Linked DNA regions of Mus musculus: region 2 is linked to region 1. A link is a loop called in an ENCODE intact Hi-C map of the cell type or tissue named here. Cell type or tissue: heart. All regions are shown on one strand. Links, peaks and the distances in the headings refer to the core of each region. The heading gives the core; the rest is flanking DNA.

Evidence for each region. Hi-C counts contacts between places; a loop is a spot of excess contacts. Peaks named below come from ENCODE experiments on the same cell type or tissue, not always from the same donor. Only the 100,000 strongest peaks of a DNase experiment are listed, where the experiment ranks them.
Region 2: it touches region 1 in a loop (2.5-fold over the local background); 2 of 42 quality-filtered maps call a loop at or near these places.

What each region holds. Positions count from the first base shown.
Region 1 is chr8:91,015,762-91,024,442 of GRCm38, reverse strand. Chd9 (chromodomain helicase DNA binding protein 9) reads right to left here. Exons shown (of 40, transcript NM_177224.2): 25 at 8,519-8,608; 26 at 2,574-2,677; 27 at 1,511-1,628; 28 at 849-906. Among named protein-coding and RNA genes, the nearest start is that of Gm39221, 39 kb to the left of the region's middle. In heart, for the core only: a CTCF peak has its summit at 4,453 (motif pointing right); no DNase peak of the experiment used is centred there.
Region 2 is chr8:90,903,416-90,912,096 of GRCm38, reverse strand. The region is part of intron 2 of Chd9 (chromodomain helicase DNA binding protein 9); the gene reads right to left. Among named protein-coding and RNA genes, the nearest start is that of Chd9, 79 kb to the right of the region's middle. In heart, for the core only: CTCF peaks have their summits at 2,783 and 3,912; DNase peaks (open chromatin) are centred at 2,946 and 3,666; H3K4me3 peaks cover 2,363 bases; H3K27ac peaks cover 2,144 bases.

The sequences.
Region 1 (8,681 bases), core at 547-8,546:
GTTTCTGCCTGAGTGCTTTCCTGAAGAATCCCTACAGGAAGACTTTTCCGGGGAAAGTGTCCGTGGCAACTGTACATCACACTTCCAGCCACGTGCAGCAAGGTCTCTAGGAAGGCACTCCTGTGTGGGCACACACTGGCCGTGTACTCCCACTATAGTCTGGAGTTTAGACCATACCAGGAGGAGAACCCTACTTGGGGGCTCTGAGTACAGGGAATGTTAGATTACCTCTCCCTTAATTTTTTTTACATTTATTTATGCATTATTTTTATTCATCAATATATGCATGCATGTGTGCATGCCAGCCACGGTGTATATGGGTATGCCACAGGAACACTTCCCTCAAGTTTGTTCTTTTACCACCATTGAGGTTTCGTCTTTAGAGTTGGCAGCGAGCATACTCCCAGGCTGAGCCATCTCAGTTTATCTGATGTCTCCTCGTTCCTTGCACTCTAAGCTGAGCTCTCATTCCTGAAACCCCACGATTGTAGCAGTGACTCTCCACACTGTCTTGCTTTCTTTAAATTACGATGGCATTTTAGGATCTTGCTAGATGCTTTCCTTTCATGCAGTCCTTCTCAATGGAGGTATAGTTTCGATGTTTTTGTGTTTACCTGAGTATCTGCTTTTACTTGGTTTTCAAGTTTTGTCCCAAGATGCTATACTTCTTGGTTCTAAGAAGTATGAAATATAGGCAAACTGCATTCCATGTCCAAGCCAGTTTTAATCTAGCAGTGGATGTCGGGCAATCCTAAATGATTATTCGTGATGTTCATCAATTTAAATTGATCACTTACTTATAAGGAATACCTAATAATGAAGTTTAAAAAATGTGATCCAAAACATACCTCAATATCATCTTTAAAGATGGCTGGGGCAGGCTTGTATTCTGGATCTTCCACATCCCTGTTAGAATAACACATGTTCTCATTATTGTAATAGACTGATGATTTCTCGGCTTGTCTTAGAGGTCAATTTGATTCTCAGCACTGCAGAAAAAGTAGTGCGATTTGGTACACACTTATGAGCCCAATGGTAGGAAGGTACAGATGGGGGGTTCCTGGAGCTTGTTCATTTACCAGATTTGCCCACTCCCTGAAAAAAGGCCTCTCTCTCCCAAAAAAAAAAGGTTGGCAAGAGCTGAAAATAACACCTGCAGTCGTCCTATGCACTCAATGCACGTGGTCTTGCTAACACCCCCCATCCCCCCCCAACACAGATAAACCTTGAGTTGTAAAGTAAGTTTAGTGGATTAGAGCACTTGCTGCTCTTGTAGGGAACCCAGGTTTGATTCGTGACACCCACAAAACTGGTTCTCAACTCTCTATAACTCCAGTCCCAGGAGATCCAAAGCCCTTTTCTGACTTTAGGAGCACTAGGCATGCAAATGTTATCTATACATACATGCAGGAAAATTGCATAAAACAAACAGTAAACAAATCTAAAGACAAAGATGAACCCCACAGACAGGGAAAGCAAGCCCATGGAGCCAAGTGTGACCCACACATACCCATCCATGTAGTCATTGGCTCTCTGCTCAGCAGCGACAGCCTTGTCGTCAGGCTTGCCCACTCTTTCCAAGAAGCACAAAGCTGGGTCTGCTCTGATCGTGTTGTACTTTTCATAACCTGGAAGGACCGCCAGTTATAATGATTCAGAGGACAGAAAAAAGTTGTGAAAACACAAGGGTTCCTTATATGCACAATACTGATATTCTGGGATTAAAGGAACATTATATTTAAGTAATACATGCTAAATATGCTGTCTTGAAATAGTCACTAAATATTACACGGTCAAACAATATCACAAATTTTTTAATGTATCTGTTACAAAGAAAAATAGAGGGAGGGCCCAGTGGTTCAGAGAGTTCCTGCGCATGTAAAAGACCCAGGTTCAGTTCCCAGGACCCATGTTACGCTGCTAACCACAGCCTTTAATTTCAGCTCCAGGTGATCCAACATTCTCTTTTTAATGACTTGTGCATTGGACGCATGTGAACACACATCATTAAAAAATCAAATCTTAAAAAAAAATGCCACAGCAACAACAATGAAACCAGAGCTGGAGATGGTTCAACAACTGAGAGCACCGCTGACCTTGCTGAAGACCTAGGTTTGGTTCCCATCACCCACAGAGTGGCTCCCAGCCATCCTAACTCAGGTTCAAGGTCATCTGGTGCTATCCTCTGGCATCTTAGTGTATCAGGAATGCATGCAGAGCATACACACACACGGAGAAAAAGCATTTGAATGTATAAAATAACAATAAATACACCTTATCAATCAAAAAGAATAAACTGATCACACACAGAATCGATGCAACTCTTCTAAGAGAGAAATCTGTGTAACACTGAAAGCCCAGAGGGCAAGTCACATATACCACCATCTCATGAGGATTTGATTTTAGTTTGACAATCTATGGTTTAATGATTACACGTGTGTGTGTGTGTGTGTGTGTGTGTGTGTGTGTGTGTGTGTGTGTGTGTAGTAAAACTGTAAGTGAAAACCAATAAACTAAAAACCTGGGAATTCCATTATCCACAGAAAGAGCTCTCCCCCTCACTCCTTACTTACCGTGCTTAAAAACCCCAATAAGAAGAGACTTATCAGCATCAAAGTCCCACCACGCAGCAGGAACCTCGGAATGGTCTGGCTCTGGCACCCACACATCAATGTCACTTAAAAACAGCACAACATTATGAATTTTATAAATGTGTATAAAGGAGGCAAGAGGTATAAGTGGTGTTAACAGCAACAAAGATCTCACAGAATGAACTAACATTATGTTCAGCAAAGCCAATGCGTCTCAGCAAGGGCTACTGTCTGGTTCTCCTAAGGCAGTCTTCTCGGCACTGTCGCCCCCCCCCCACACACACACACAGAGCACCTCACTGGGTTAATATAGCAGTAAATAGCATTGTAAGACAAATCTTCAGCTGAGAACACCAGGTTCTGAGAGGTCAAAGGAAGTGCTTTGTGCAAAAGAACGCTATGGCTCATCTCAGATCAGCTTTGTTAAGATCACACTTAAAAATGTAGGGTTTTAATTCATAATTTAATTAAATCATACAAAGCACTACTTTAGTATTAATATGTAAATATATATTAATTTATATATATTCATACTATTCAGTAAAAAATGACAGTGTTCAGATTATTACAGACTCTGACAAAAACCCATAATGCCTTGTCAGTTTGTCTTTTTTTTTTTCCCCGAGACAGGGTTTCTCTGTGTAGCCCTGGCTGTCCTGGAACTCACTCTGTAGACCAGTCTGGCCTTGAACTCAGAAATCCACCTGCCTCTGCCTCTCAAGTGCTGGGATTAAACGTGTGCGCCACCATCACCTGGCAGTTTGTCTGTTTTTATAACAGCGAGCTGGCAATAACTCGTCTACTCCCTCCCACCCCATGATACCATTCTCCCTGAAACGTTCTCCAAATGATGCAGGTGACATCACCTGTAGGCCTGTTTATTTCTTTGATGGTAATTTAGAACAAGTATAGGATAAAAGATACATTCCTAATGTTTAATAGCTAGCGTGTGTGTGTCCTGTATGTGTCCATGTTTCCTGATATTCAGTAGTCAAAGGGTAGAAACTGAGTGGACTACACTACAGAAAACAAAATAGACTAAGAATTTTACTATTTGATTTCATGACACTATTAATTTTTAAGGAGTCAGAAAACTAATCTAATACAAAGTAATACTATCTCTGTCTGATCACTATCATTTCCTAAATTAATTAGCAATTAATTTAGATCTTAACTGTTAAGTTTCCTGGTAATAATTAAGTTCTATGCCAAAAGTTCTTTAATAATTTGGCTGTCATATAAAAACAAGCTGACAAATGTGCTCCTGGAGCCGACAAAGACCCCTTCATGTGACCAGCAACAGCTGTGAGAGAGAAGGCACATACAAAGAGTTTCCCGAGGAGATAAAGGATGATGAGTGGCTCAGCTCTGTGGTTCGCAGTTGTCTTCAGAAGGGCTTAGCCCATGGGGAGAAAGAACTCGGGGGATGCGACACTGATAATCTGTTAGCACCTTAAGCAGGTACTTCATTGTATCTCCGCTATGAAACAAACCAAAACTGAAAATGTTTCGACTGAGTAGAGAAATAGAATGATTTTTCTGCACTTTTCAAAAGTTGAAAAAAAGATAAAGAAACTTAGCTAAAGAAAATATTTATTTATTTATATTTTTTAAAGATTTATTTATTTTATGTATATGAGTACACTGTAGCTGTCTTCAGACACACCAGAAGAGGACACTGGATCCCATTACAGATAGCTGTAAGCTACCATGTGGTTGCTGGGAATTGAATCCAGGACCTTTAGAAGAGCAGTCAGTGCTCTTAACTGTTGAGACATCTCTCCAGCCCAAAATACTTATTTTTTGATGGAGTTTCTAACTCAAAAGGAGGAGAAATGGGATCAAACAATGTCCCTTGTCCACCACCAGGTGGCGCTTTAAGCCTGGCTCTTTGTGATGAAAAGCTTTGCCCATGCTCCTGCTTGTGAAAGCATCAGTCAGTATACATACAGTTGGTAGTTCAAACCGAGTGCCACAGGAACATGAGGTGTTTGTAAACTGTTAGCAAAAGGGATACAAGACAGACTCACATGTGTTGCTGGGTTTTTCTGGTTCTTTATTGTGTTTTGTTTGGTTTTTGAAGGCTGTGCTATGCTATGGAGGCAAGGCTGATTAGAATTCACTATGCAGATCAGGCAGACAGGAAACTTTTGTTCACTCTGGTTCAGCCTCCCAAGTGATTGATTTCTGCCTTGAAAATGATGTGGTATTTCCTGCCTAAGGCCCTTTAAGACTTCCTAGGTTAAATCTTCCATTCAAAATATGCTTAGTACCAATAACTGCAATGAATTTAAACGGATGCCCTTGACTTTGTAAAGAGGCACCTGCAGGAATTCCTGACCAATAGCATGATGCAGTATTGGATATGTGGCCCTATGTGGCCCAGCACAGACTTGGAGACACAGAAAGACAGGCTTAGTCCATAGAGCTGAGGAAAGGAGGGGTTAGCAGAGAAAGGAGAAAAAGAAAATGTTCTAATCATAGTAACCAATCGTGGCAAGTATAAAAAGGTAAAATTAAAGTAAGAGGTACAGACTTGAGATAGAGATCTGAAAACATTAGAATAGATATAAAACGTTAAGCCACCAAGATGACAACCCCAAATAATGAAAGCTAAGTGGTAAGTGATGTGTGATAGTTGTTCTCAAACATCGCATTGGTGACTCTAGAATGACCTGAGGAGTCATTTGGGTTAGGGGTTATTTGGATTAGCGTAACAGAGGGGAAAAGCTACTCACTCTGCGGGGCACCATTCCCTATGCCTGGACCCTAAGCTCTAGAGAAGAAATAGAGTTGAGCACAGGAGTTTACTACTCTCTGCTTCCTGGCTGAGAAAGTAACATGGCCAGCGGCTTCAAGTTCCTGACATAAAAGAAGTGAGTCTATGACATCAAAAGGAGTATTAATATGGTGGAAGAGACACTGTGTTCAAACGTGATGCATTTTGTGTACAAATTTGTGTTTAAGGTGGAGGAGATGTAAACTTAATAAAATCCAAAGAGATGTATTTATTTTTAAAAAAGAAAAAGAATAATCAACAGAACATTGACTAGGATACCAAAAGTAGGTCAGTAGGTCAGTCATAGCCAGAGGAAAAGAGGCAATTAGTCAGCAAGTATTTATTGAGTACTTAACAGTTTAAGATTCTCCATTCTACTTGGGGAGGAGAATGCTCAGGATTGAGCCTAGGTCCTTATGTGATAGGCAAGGGCTCTATAGAAATCGATAGTCCCAGCCACAGATGATAATGTATGAGAATACAATGATCAATAAGACAGAAGTGAATTACAATGAAAGAAAAAGTTTTGAATAGCAAAGGAATTAAGAGACATTAAAATAGATGATTGGATGTACTTTAGATGGCATGGCAGGAAGGCCTACTCGAGAGGACAGCAGTTCTGCTCAACTTTGAAATATACACATGGATAGCTCTCTTTTTGTAATTTCCATTATATGTGTATCGGTGCCTGCGTGCTTGTCTGTGTACCATTTGTGTGCTCTTGGTGGCCAGAAGAAGGTGTCAGACCCCCTGGAACTGGAGTTGGAGTGCTGTAGCTGCTCTGCAAGGCTGAGAGTCTAACCTGGGGTCTTCTGGAAGAGCAGACAGTGTACAGAACTGCTAAGCAAACTCTGGAGCCACTTACATGGACAGTTCTTTGGGAGATCTGGACAAAGCATATTTGGACCAGAACAACACAGTGTGAGCTTGACCTGTTGGATGAACAGAAACAACAGAGTGGCTGGAACCAGAGTAAGGGGCAGAGTGAAGGGAGTAAGAGAGGTGTGGGCTCTCCTAGGTTCTAGAGCCTGGATTCTGCTTTAGGGGGACATTTTGAAGAGATGTAACAATGCTTTGGGAAAAAAAATCACTCTAGCTGCTGATTGAAGAACAGAGTGTAGAGAGATTGTGGAGACAAGAATAGTCAATGAGTAGGTCTCAGCAGAAATTTACAAAGAGAACTGAAGCTAGACTAGAGGTTTAGAGAAGAGAAGGAAGGTGCCCACTTGGCCCATTTTTCATGGAGCTCGAGGAGTTAAGTCTTCTTTCATGGAGGAGGAAGAAGACTCGAGAATCACAGCCATGAGCGGGATTCAGTAATGCTGGAGAATTCTTATGAGAATGCAAGGAATTGGTGGGTAGAGGAAGCACCATGGATACCTATGAAAGACAACATTTTAAGAAGCAAAGAGAGAAAGAACAAAGGAAAGAAAGAAAGAAAGAAAGAAAGAAAGAAAGAAAGAAAGAAAGAAAGAAAGAAAGAAAGAAAGAAAGAAAGAAGGAAGGTTGGTTGACTGTGTAACTGTGTATGCTAAGAAATACTTTTGTGCAATCATGTTAGAATGGGCTGATGATAAAAAAAGTGCAAACAAAGAAGTAGAAACAGAAAATCCAGGAGCCTGTTGCGAAGGGAAGCATTAAAACAGAGATAGACACTATGGAAGTTCTTTTCCTTTTATCATAAGTAATATGAACACGTGTGTACGCAAGAGGGAGGAAGGATGGGGAAGGAGGAAGAGAAGGGCCCAGGAAAGAAAGATTACTTCAGAAGTAAGGCTCTTAAATGAACAGTAGAGAAGGGCTCCAAGGCTGTGAATTGGCGAAGGAGAGGCAGGTAGGTAGCATGGATGCAGGCTGCTCTTGACTGGTTGTGTTCTTCAATGAAACAGGTCATTTTTACACATTGTTGGTGAGTTGAAAGGGTGCTTTGAGGAAACAGGTAAGGAAGAAAAGAAGTTTCCAAGCCAGCATGGTTAAACAGTCTGTTCGTTCCTTTTAATTTTGAATAGTCATGGCTTTGAAATGAATTCATTTCCCATTATGGGTGTTTTCCTAGCCATGTTCAGGTGCTTAGAGGAAGGCAGGAAGTAGGTAGATAACTTAGCTTTACCCAACCTGAAGTTATACTAGGTGCATTAAACAGTGAGACAGGCAAGCAATGGGGTTGAGGAATTTAGTATCTTAGGGAATAAAACTAAATAATAAGGGAAAAAAGGAGGGACACAAAAAGGTAATGTCTAGTGACTGAGTGGTGCAAAGATGCCAAATGAGGTCAGAATTCTAAGGACAAGTTCCCAAGCTGCAACTGAGTTGGAAAGGCTGAGTAGTGATCAAAAGTCACACTGATGGGGTTGACAGGGTGGATCGGGCCTACAAGTGCACGTGTGTCTGTACCACAGACACAGGTCAAGAGCCTGGGAGCCCAGGGTATTGTTGGGTTTCACGTGGCTGCCGTATTAGAAGAGAATGAGTACAGGAAAGTTCAGGTTCTACTTGGTGGTGGGAAGCTGAGGTTACGTGTACTTGATGGCTGGCTTACATTTAGTTCCTGAGACTCTGGGGCTAAGTGAGTGGTCAAGGTGTGTACAAGTGTAGAAGAGACACTGCAGAGACGAGACTGAAACACACTGCCTGGAGCTAAGAAGCAAGATGAGCCTAGAGTGCTTCCTCCTGGCTCTTCCTTTGCATCTCATCCATGCAGCAAAGCAAAGTCTCATTCCTATTCATTGCTGCCACAAACTACTTAAGGATAAATATTCATTTTGTCTTTATCTTCAGTGTTTCACAATGCCTGAGAGTATTCAAAATTGGTCCTGACTGGAGGTGTAGACAGGTGGTAAAGTGCACCTGGCAGGCACAAGCACACTCCCTGGGTTTGAACCAATAACACAAAGAAGACAAAATAACACAGACTTTTCTGAAGAGATGAATTAACTGTCAATTTCATGGGTTTCTACCTGAATTCCATCTGGCTACATACAATTCTTCAAATCATTACTCCCACATTTGCTGCTGCATTTTATAAGAGAACCAAGGATGAGAGTAACAGAGGAGAGGCCAGGGATGGACCCCTAAATCCAGGGGACTGTCCTCCACTGACTATGTGATTTTCTGTCACTTTACTGTGTTATTAAAACATTTAAGTTACCTTGCATCAACTCCATCAAAGACTTTTTGACTCTCATTTCCAATGACTTCTTGCTTTAGATAGTACAGCATCCTTACACGAAGCAGGACTCTATGAATAGATAGATAGGTAAACAAACAAACAAATACATAAATAAATCAACCAACCAACCAACTACAGGAGA
Region 2 (8,681 bases), core at 445-8,444, 110 kb after region 1:
AGATAGTAAGATCCTGTTTGGGTGAGCATTGAAGTTGAGATAAAAGTCACCCAAGACACTTCTAAGGTGAAAATTCTGTTATTTCATTCATCATAATGTTTTTCTATAGTTTTTATCAAAGGTAATACTTTTTGTTGTTGTTGGTTGCTTGTTTGTTTTTCGAGACAGGGTTTCTCTGTAGCCCTGGCTGTCCTGGAACTCACTTTGTAGACCAAGCTGGCTTTGAACTCAGAAATCCGCCTGCCTCTGCCTCCCAAGTGCTGGGACTAAAGGCGTGCACCACCGCGTCCAGCTAAAGGTAATACTTTCTTACCTTGATGCATACCTACTGACGCAAGAGTTTTCTTTCAAAAAAAAAAAATTGTGTGTGTGAGAAAACCAACTATACTATCTGTTTTTAAACCTTTGCCTTTTCTTAACACAAAATGCTTTCTCTGCTTGTGTGTTTGTGTGTATGTATGTGTGTGTTTTCAGATGATAGATGTCATGAGATACACAGAATCCTAAACTTCTAAAGCTAGGGGAAACGGCTTTTTCTTTGTTCTTGATTTAGGATCTCATCATGTATCCCTGGCTGACCTAGAACTCCTATGTAGAACAAGCTGGCCTCAAACTCAGAGATCCACCTGTCTCTACCACCTGAGTTCTGAGAGTTAATCGTTTATGCTACTACTTGTGGCATCCAAGAAACTAGAGATGACAGGAGTCAAGACACCTAACTATAGTCACACAGCTAGTTAAGACAGAATAAACTCATTCTCCCCAACAAGTCCTCCAAGAAAAGGACTTTACTGGCACCCCAGCTCCCTGGTATTTTCTAATAGCCTTTAAAACACCATCTTCTACTCAATCACAGGATGGTATGTGGGAGAGCTGGGGGTGGGGGTGGGGCGACATGTCTTTTTACTACACTATCCACTTTCCCTAGATATTTATTATTCCAGTATGATAAAGTTACTATTAACTACTTCTGAATTCGTTCCCTATTGCATTTCATGTCCCTGTTACATAGTCTGTAGTTCAAAGGAAACTAAAAGGACACATGACAATACTTTGGAAATTAATGGAAATTTTGGGGTTGTTTGGTTTTGAGTCAAGGTCTTGCTATGTAGTCCTAGTTAGGCTGGAACCCACTTCATCTACAGAGACCCTGCTGCCTCTGCCTTCCAGTGCTAAGATTACAGGCCCATGCCACCACTTACAAACCAGTGAATTACTAAAGTCAGTGAGAAAAATTAAAGTTCTGTTCACTGTAGCTAGTGTGAATTCCTTTTTATTTATTTTTTATTTTTTTGGTTTTTTCGAGTAGTCCTGGCTATCCTGGAACTCACTTTGTAGTCCAGGCTGGCCTCAAACTCAGAAATCTGCCTGCCTCTGGCTCCCAAGTGCTGGGACTAAAGGCGTGCGCCACCACTGCCCGGCTAGTGTGAATTCTTAAAGCCACATTAGAAACAGAAGTCTTTTGGAACATAAAACATAGGTTAAGATGCTCAGAGGAATAGGTTAATATCATGAAACGTTTATCCAACATCCAGCCTAAGGCTCTATGCTACCTGTTGTTAGCAAAAGGGGTTATCTAAATTCAAGTGTTGTAAATTCAAGAGAAACACTGTGGGCATCCTTTAGCTGAAAACATTGTCCGATTCTCCAAATGGGAAATCCTCTAAAGTTTGTATTCTGTGTATGCACGTGTTTGCAGACTTCCTGGTTCTCTCAAAAACGATTGTACAGTTATATTTAGGTAGAGTAACATTACATAAAACAATCCCTATTTTCTGTTCAAATCATAAGCCAAAGGACTAGAGAACTGAAGTCATAAAAAGTGGCATCAAAACTGGAAAACTAACTCCCAATAGTAATTCTAGTGGCTCAGGGGTTAGGAGTACTTTTTGTTGCTCTAGAGGAGCCAGGTTCCTAGCACCCACATGGCAGCTTACAACTGTCTGTAATTCCAGTTCCAGGGCATGCTGTGCTCCAGTGACCCCACTGCTCTTGCGGGACGCCCTGTCACAAGTAACCAAAGTGAGACAGCAGACAGGGGGCAAGGCTGCACGAGCATATCTATCTATCTATCTATCTATCTATCTATCTATCTATCTATCTATCTATTTATCTATCTATCTATCTGTGTCTGTGCGGGCAAAATACCCATATGCATAAAATAAAACTTTAAAAATATTTAAAATATTTATTTGTGTGTGTGTGTGTGTGTGTGTGTGTGTGTGTGTACACTTGCATGTGCAGGTGTCCACAAATCAACATCGATCTGGAGTTACACATGTCTGTGAACTGCCTGATTTGGGTGCTGGGATCTGAACTCTGGTACAAACACAGCAGTAAGTGCTCTTAACCTCTGAGCCATCTCTCCAACCCAGTGTGATGGTGGTTTTTATTAATAAACTTTATTGCATAGGGCAAGATCAGGTAAATGGATAAAAGTCACCTTAGGGTCAGGAGCAAGCTCCCCAGAAAAGTAACCGTGCAGCACTGTTAATACCTCGACTGTGTCACAACTTTAATTCGCATCTACTTTGTCCTGAAAAGTTTTTGCTTTCCCTTTTTACCAGGCAAACCAAAACCAAAAAAGGAACAAGCAAATCACTCTATGAGCTGGCAGCTGTGACAGGCCAGGAAGACACACAGGCTTTCCGGGTCCGTGCTTGGCTTCGGGATGGATGTCCGCGAGGAGAGCCTTGGAACCACCCAACACGTCCCACACCCTGACAGACTCCGAGAAAGCAGCAGCACTGGCAGGCGGGGACCCGCTGCAGACGCGGAGAGGCCCTCAAGGTGGCCTCCCGGGCGTGGGGGAAGGCGGTAAAGGGGACCCAGAGGCAAAGCTCAGGGTAGTGCTGAGGGCGTGCTGTGCTCCCGGGACCCCACTGTTCGCGCGGGACGCCCTGTCACGAGTAACCGAGGCGAGACACCGGGCGGGGGACAAGGCTGCCAGACGAGGGAAGCCCGCGCCTAGGCGGGGATCGACCCTGGGGGAGGCCAGGAGCAGCGCCCGACCCACCGGGGTTCACCTCCGGCCCAAGCAACAGGCGCAGCGGCGGGTCCCGACCCGGGGTACCGGACTAGGGGCGAGGGCACCGCTGCAGCCATGACAGGCGGGCGGGCGGGCCCCGGTGTGCCCGGCTGCACGTGCGGGCAGCGCCCCCCTCCCCGGCCCCTAGCCCCAATCATCCGCCCCTTAAGAGCGGGGAGCCCGGTCCCCGGGTGGGTGGGGGGAGGCGCATGTACTCACCGCCACCGCTAAGACTCCCCGCCGCCCCCCGCCTCGCCCTCTTACACTGACACGCGCGGCCGGCCGGGCGGGGGCGGCCTCCAGCGACCACCGGGCTACCAGACCCTCCCCCGCCAGTCTCCACCAGTTGAGCAATGTTTGCTGTCCCGCTGCGCCCCGGGTGTCCTCCCCACGCCGGAGGAGGCGGGCGGCAGCGCCGAGCGGCGGCACTTACCGGCTGCTCGGCCAGGCCCCCCTGTCAGCGCCCGGCCGGGAGCGAAGGAGGGAGGCGAGCAGGGGCGCCGCCCCCGCCCCCCCCCCGCGCGCCACGCACCCGCCTGATTGGCCCGGTTCACTCCCCCAGCGCGACCCCACCAGCCCCTGCGAGCGGCACTCCCGCAGCAACCGGCGCCTCATTTGCATATCTGTGACCGCGCCGCTGATTGGCCCGGGCGCACAGGGGCGGCCGTGACCGGTGCAGCTCGGGTCGTCGCTCGGTCCGGCTAGGGCTGCCCAAGAAAGGAGGATACCCACGCGGCTCCGCGCCCCTCCGCCTGGCCCGACCTCCGACGGAGGGCAGCAGGAGGCGGGGTTGCTACCCTGCTCCGGGGCGGTCCGCGCGGTTCCACGCGCAGCCCAGGGCGGCCTCGGGGCGGGGAAGGGCTGGGGCCGGGCGCCCTCTGGCCGGAGCGTGGGGCAGTGCAGAACCCGCTCCCCCGCCGCCACGTCAGGCCCCGCCACGTCAGGCCCCGCGGGCACGCCCCGGCTGCCCGAGGCCTTGCGGGGTCGGCGCCGAGGTCACTCCCGTGGGCTCTGGAAGCCCTTCTGAGCGGCGTGGCTCTGACCCACCACGTCCTCCGTGCTCTCCACGTCCCCGGGTACACGCGGTGTACTGTGAAAACCGGGAGCCCGGCGAAGGCCGCCGCCGATGATGCAGCGATTAAAGAAAGCTAGGTGCGGAGCACCTGCTGCGGAAAAGGCGCCCGGACCGAGTCCTGATCTACGCGACAGCGTGCCTCGAGTGGGAAGACTGCCCCAGGTTCAGGGCTCACGTACCGGATCGCCATTAGAAAGGGGAAGGGAAACGAAAGAGGGACTGCATAAATAAATGACAGGTGTGCTAAGCTGGTTCAGGAATTGAGAATGCACTTGAAAACCACTGTCTTCAGAAGGCGCTGGGACACAGGAGTTCCTTCTGTCACTAATTAACTGACTGACCTACATTGTCGCGAAGTATCCCAGGGCCTTGGTCTTCTCTTCTGTATAACGAAGAGGCTGGACAGATCTTCTAAAAGCGTTCCGGCTCTAAAATTCCATCAGCCTCTACTTTCAGACCCAGAAGTGACCTTATAACCTAATTAATTTTTTAAATCACTATTCAGGTTCAAGATAGACAAAATGCTGAAGGTTTGAACTTCGGTAAACCTACCTCTCTATGTTCGTTCAAAGCTGCTTAGTGTTTTCAAATCCAGTGTGGGTGAGACTTACCATGCATCCTTTAGTGGACCAAAATCTCCTGAATTTGAGGTTCCATATAGGAACACTGTCAACCTGGTTTGTACATAACCAGAATCGGTTGCGGTATACATGATGAACTGGTTAATTTTTTAATTAAAATGTTATATACATCTCTTTATGGGAGAGGGGGTATGTGATGGTCAGAGAACAACTTGCAGAATTCAGTTCTGTCTTTTCAACATGTGGATTCTGGTGGCCAAAGTAGGGCCTCAAGCACTCTTGCCAACTGAGTCAACACGGAAGCCAATATTTTAAAGGGTCTTCCCCATGCTAACCAGGCACTACCGAGAGCTACATCTTCTACCTAAGCAATCTCATTCTTTAAATGAGAGAACTCATGACCTCCAGAATAGATGGTTCTCCTAGCTGAGATACTGATGGAGCTGGGAGAAAAAGGTGCCAGAAAGGTTACAATTACAGCTGTGCTTACTCTAAAGGATACTTAGTAACGAGAACCTCACTGAAGGAGAATTAAGATGCGCAGTCACGCCCTTGGAACTCTCAACTCCCTACATTGCTTATTTGTATTGTGTTCTATTTTGCGAACTTAATTTGAGTCAAATTTAAGGCCAGTACCATTTATCTGGCATTGCAAAAGTTACTCCATATAGATGAAAATTTTCAGCTACTTGAAAAGGAAAACTTTCCTTCCCATGATCTGATGGAAAACTCATGGTCTCTTGAACACAGCTTTCTGGTAATTATGTATAGCTAGTAATTAAGAAACATCAATAATTATCAACATTACTGTGCTCACAATCTGTGAGTGCCCTCAAAAATGTGTAGAATTTATTCCCGTAATAAAAGCCCCCACGATCCCTATGGCTGTTTTTCTATGTCTCCATCACAGTAAGGCTGACACTTTGCAATGCTTTTTACCAAACAAGTTCCTTTTGGTGTTTTTTGGTTTTGCTTTTTTTTTTTTTTTTTAATTTACTTTTTTGGTGTTTTGATGATATGTGAACTTAAAGTTCAAATTTAAAAAAAACTCACTACACATATTTGTGTGCGTATACTTGTGTACATTAGCTTACATGTGTGTAGCAGTCACAGGACAGCCAGCTCAGGATGTCACTTCTTTCCTACCTGGGAAGCCACCTCATGTCAGAAATCATGTTTACCTGACTGAACCACCTACCTTGCTGGCCTTAAACTATCAAGGTTTCAGGATTTTATTAACTTTTGATGGGGTTCACCCTCTCCACAACTTTTTCAACAGGTTCTACTCATACCTAGTTTGGCTATTCAGTGACTGGTTTTCAATGTGGTGTTGGTCTGGATTTTGTTTGTTTGTTCTGGTTTAGTTTTTTGAAACAGGTTTTTGCTATGCTATGTATGCGAGGCTAGCCTTGAATTTGTAGTCTTTCTCACCTTTATCTCCCAAGTGCTGAGATCACAACTAGGGTCACCTATTTACTAAATCCTGGTGGTACTGTCAGTGATCTTTCTGGGATGAACTCCCCCCAAAATATAGCAGAGGATGATTGTGAAACAACATGGTCTCTTGATGTTAGCAATGAGCCATCTCACGAACAACATCAAAATCTAGTAAAAAACGTTCTTATCAGGCCATGAATGTCCAAAGCCAAGTAGTGGTCAAAAGGGATCCGGACAGGAACCCCTTCCCACTCAAAAGAAGGAACAGCTACATTCCTAAGCAGTGTCTCAAAGCAAAAAGGCCTCACAGCGATGGACACAGTGATCCAAATTGCCAGGAAGCCCATGCAGTGACACTGTGTGTGTGTGTGTGTGTGTGTGTGTGTGTGTGTGTGTGTGTGTGTGTGTGAGAGAGAGAGAGAGAGACATTAAAACTGCTCAATGAGGAAAGGATTCTTTTTTCCCATTTTATACACAAAGAAGGTTTGGAATTTGTCATGGTTACAGCGTCATTGACAGAAATATTTAAACACAGAACTATCTGGTCTCAACACCTACACTTCTAAACCATTACACTGCATCCAGCCTTCAGCTTGAGTTTCCTATTCTATGTTTATAAAATCCTTTATTTTGAAGGAGTGCGTAACTAGTTTGACACCTTAGAAGGTAGAATTTCCTACAGCGACATTTCAATTTAGGTCTCCAAAAGACAATCTCACCATGCAAATTGGTGAGCTTCTTCTGTAAGTTTGAAAAGCGATTATCCTCTAGATGTACCTCTTCCATATCAGACTTCCGGTTTCTCTGACTTGACCCTCCCCAAATGTAAATGACAAAGAAAAAACATATAACTGATTTCATTAGCAACTCCTTCCAGGACCCGTTCACTCTGGAGTAAACCGAAACACTCACACTGGAAACTTGAAAACGCAGGTTTAGAACTTCCTTTACTAAACCCTGAGAAGAGATGCCCATGTTTCCAGCGCCCCAGTGCTCGAGTACAGGGATGGGCCCCATTCTGCCATAGAAACGAAGATTGAGAGACACATAGATCTAAGACAGATCTTACATTGCTGGGAGAAATATATTGGGAAAGTTGCCTACAGAAGCAAGAAAGCTGGGTTCCCCCCCCCCCAAACACACACACAAATTTTTAGTTCTTTGAAACAGAGATGCTCTTGACCCAGGCTATACTCAAATTCACTCTATAACTAACGATGATTGAATTTCTGATTCCTAAGTACTGTTTCCTAAGCACAGGTGTGAGCCTCCATACCCAACCCCCAACAATGTTCTATAGGTTAAGAGAAAAGTGACTACATCTTGGCTAGAATATACCTGGCTTATCTAAAGATAATATCCCTGAAGTCAGAGCTGCTAAAGCCCCAGGCCCCAGTGTTGGGGGATGTTTTGGTGCACTATGTATTCAATTGCTAATGAGATCGGGTGGCAGTTGGGAGTTTGGTATTGTCATGATTATGAAGTATTTCCTGACTCCCTATTTTGTAAAACCTTGTTCTCCTGCCATCATCTTCTGGTTGGTCAGTAAGAGAAGATCATCAGATAGTGGGCAGGAGAGGAAAAGGGGGGAATTTCTGCCCCCCACCCCCAGCCAGGGGGAGGGTCTCAATTGGTAGCCAAGGAGTCTCCACACAGGAATAAAGAAGAAGGCCAGGGGCAGACCAAGATGGCAGGTACTGGGCCACATGGCTGGGAAGTAGGTCATGCCAGCATTGTCAGGTTAGAATAGGCTCAAAACCTGCCCAGAAACAATGCCCGGAGCTTATTAATAAACATAAATTTCTCAGTGTCACTAATAGGGGACAAGGAAGGTCTTCTACTATTACACATGACTCTAATGATTTTACCTTCTACAGTTTGCTAAGAACCTGGCAGGAAAAACAGACTAGAAGCAAATATGACCTGAGACAGGTCATATTCCATACTATGGAATAGGCGGAACAGTGAAAGGAAAGAAAGTTAGAGAATCCAGACTCCTGATTTCAAAACTTTCTCTAAAGATATAGTAATTAAGAGTGTGGTAGTGCCGGGCGTGGTGGCGCACACCTTTAATCCCAGCACTCTGGAGGCAGAGGCAGGCGAATTTCTGAGTTTGAGGCCAGCCTGGTCTACAAAGTGAGTTCCAGGACAGCCAGGGCTCTACAGAGAAACCCTGTCTCGAAAAACAAACAAACAAAGAGTGTGGTAGTGATGTAAGGATCAACAGAAAAGAGCAAGAAGCCCAGAAATAAACCCTACCATGTGTGGTTCACAGAAGAAAGTTGACCCTACCTCAAACTACCCAAGAACCCTAATGGACCATGCTGCGTATAAGAGATAAACCTGTAATTTGGAAGAAGCTGATGGGAGTAAGGAATACGGTTTTTGGGAAAGGCAGGAGGGTCTCTGTGAGTTTGAGGCCAACCTCATCTATATAGCAAATTCCAGGACAACCAGTGCTAAATAGAGAAACCCTGTCACAGCCAAGGCCTTATACACTCTGGGCAGGTAATATACCACTGAGCAACACCCCCAGCTCAGGTTTGTTTTAGTATTGGCA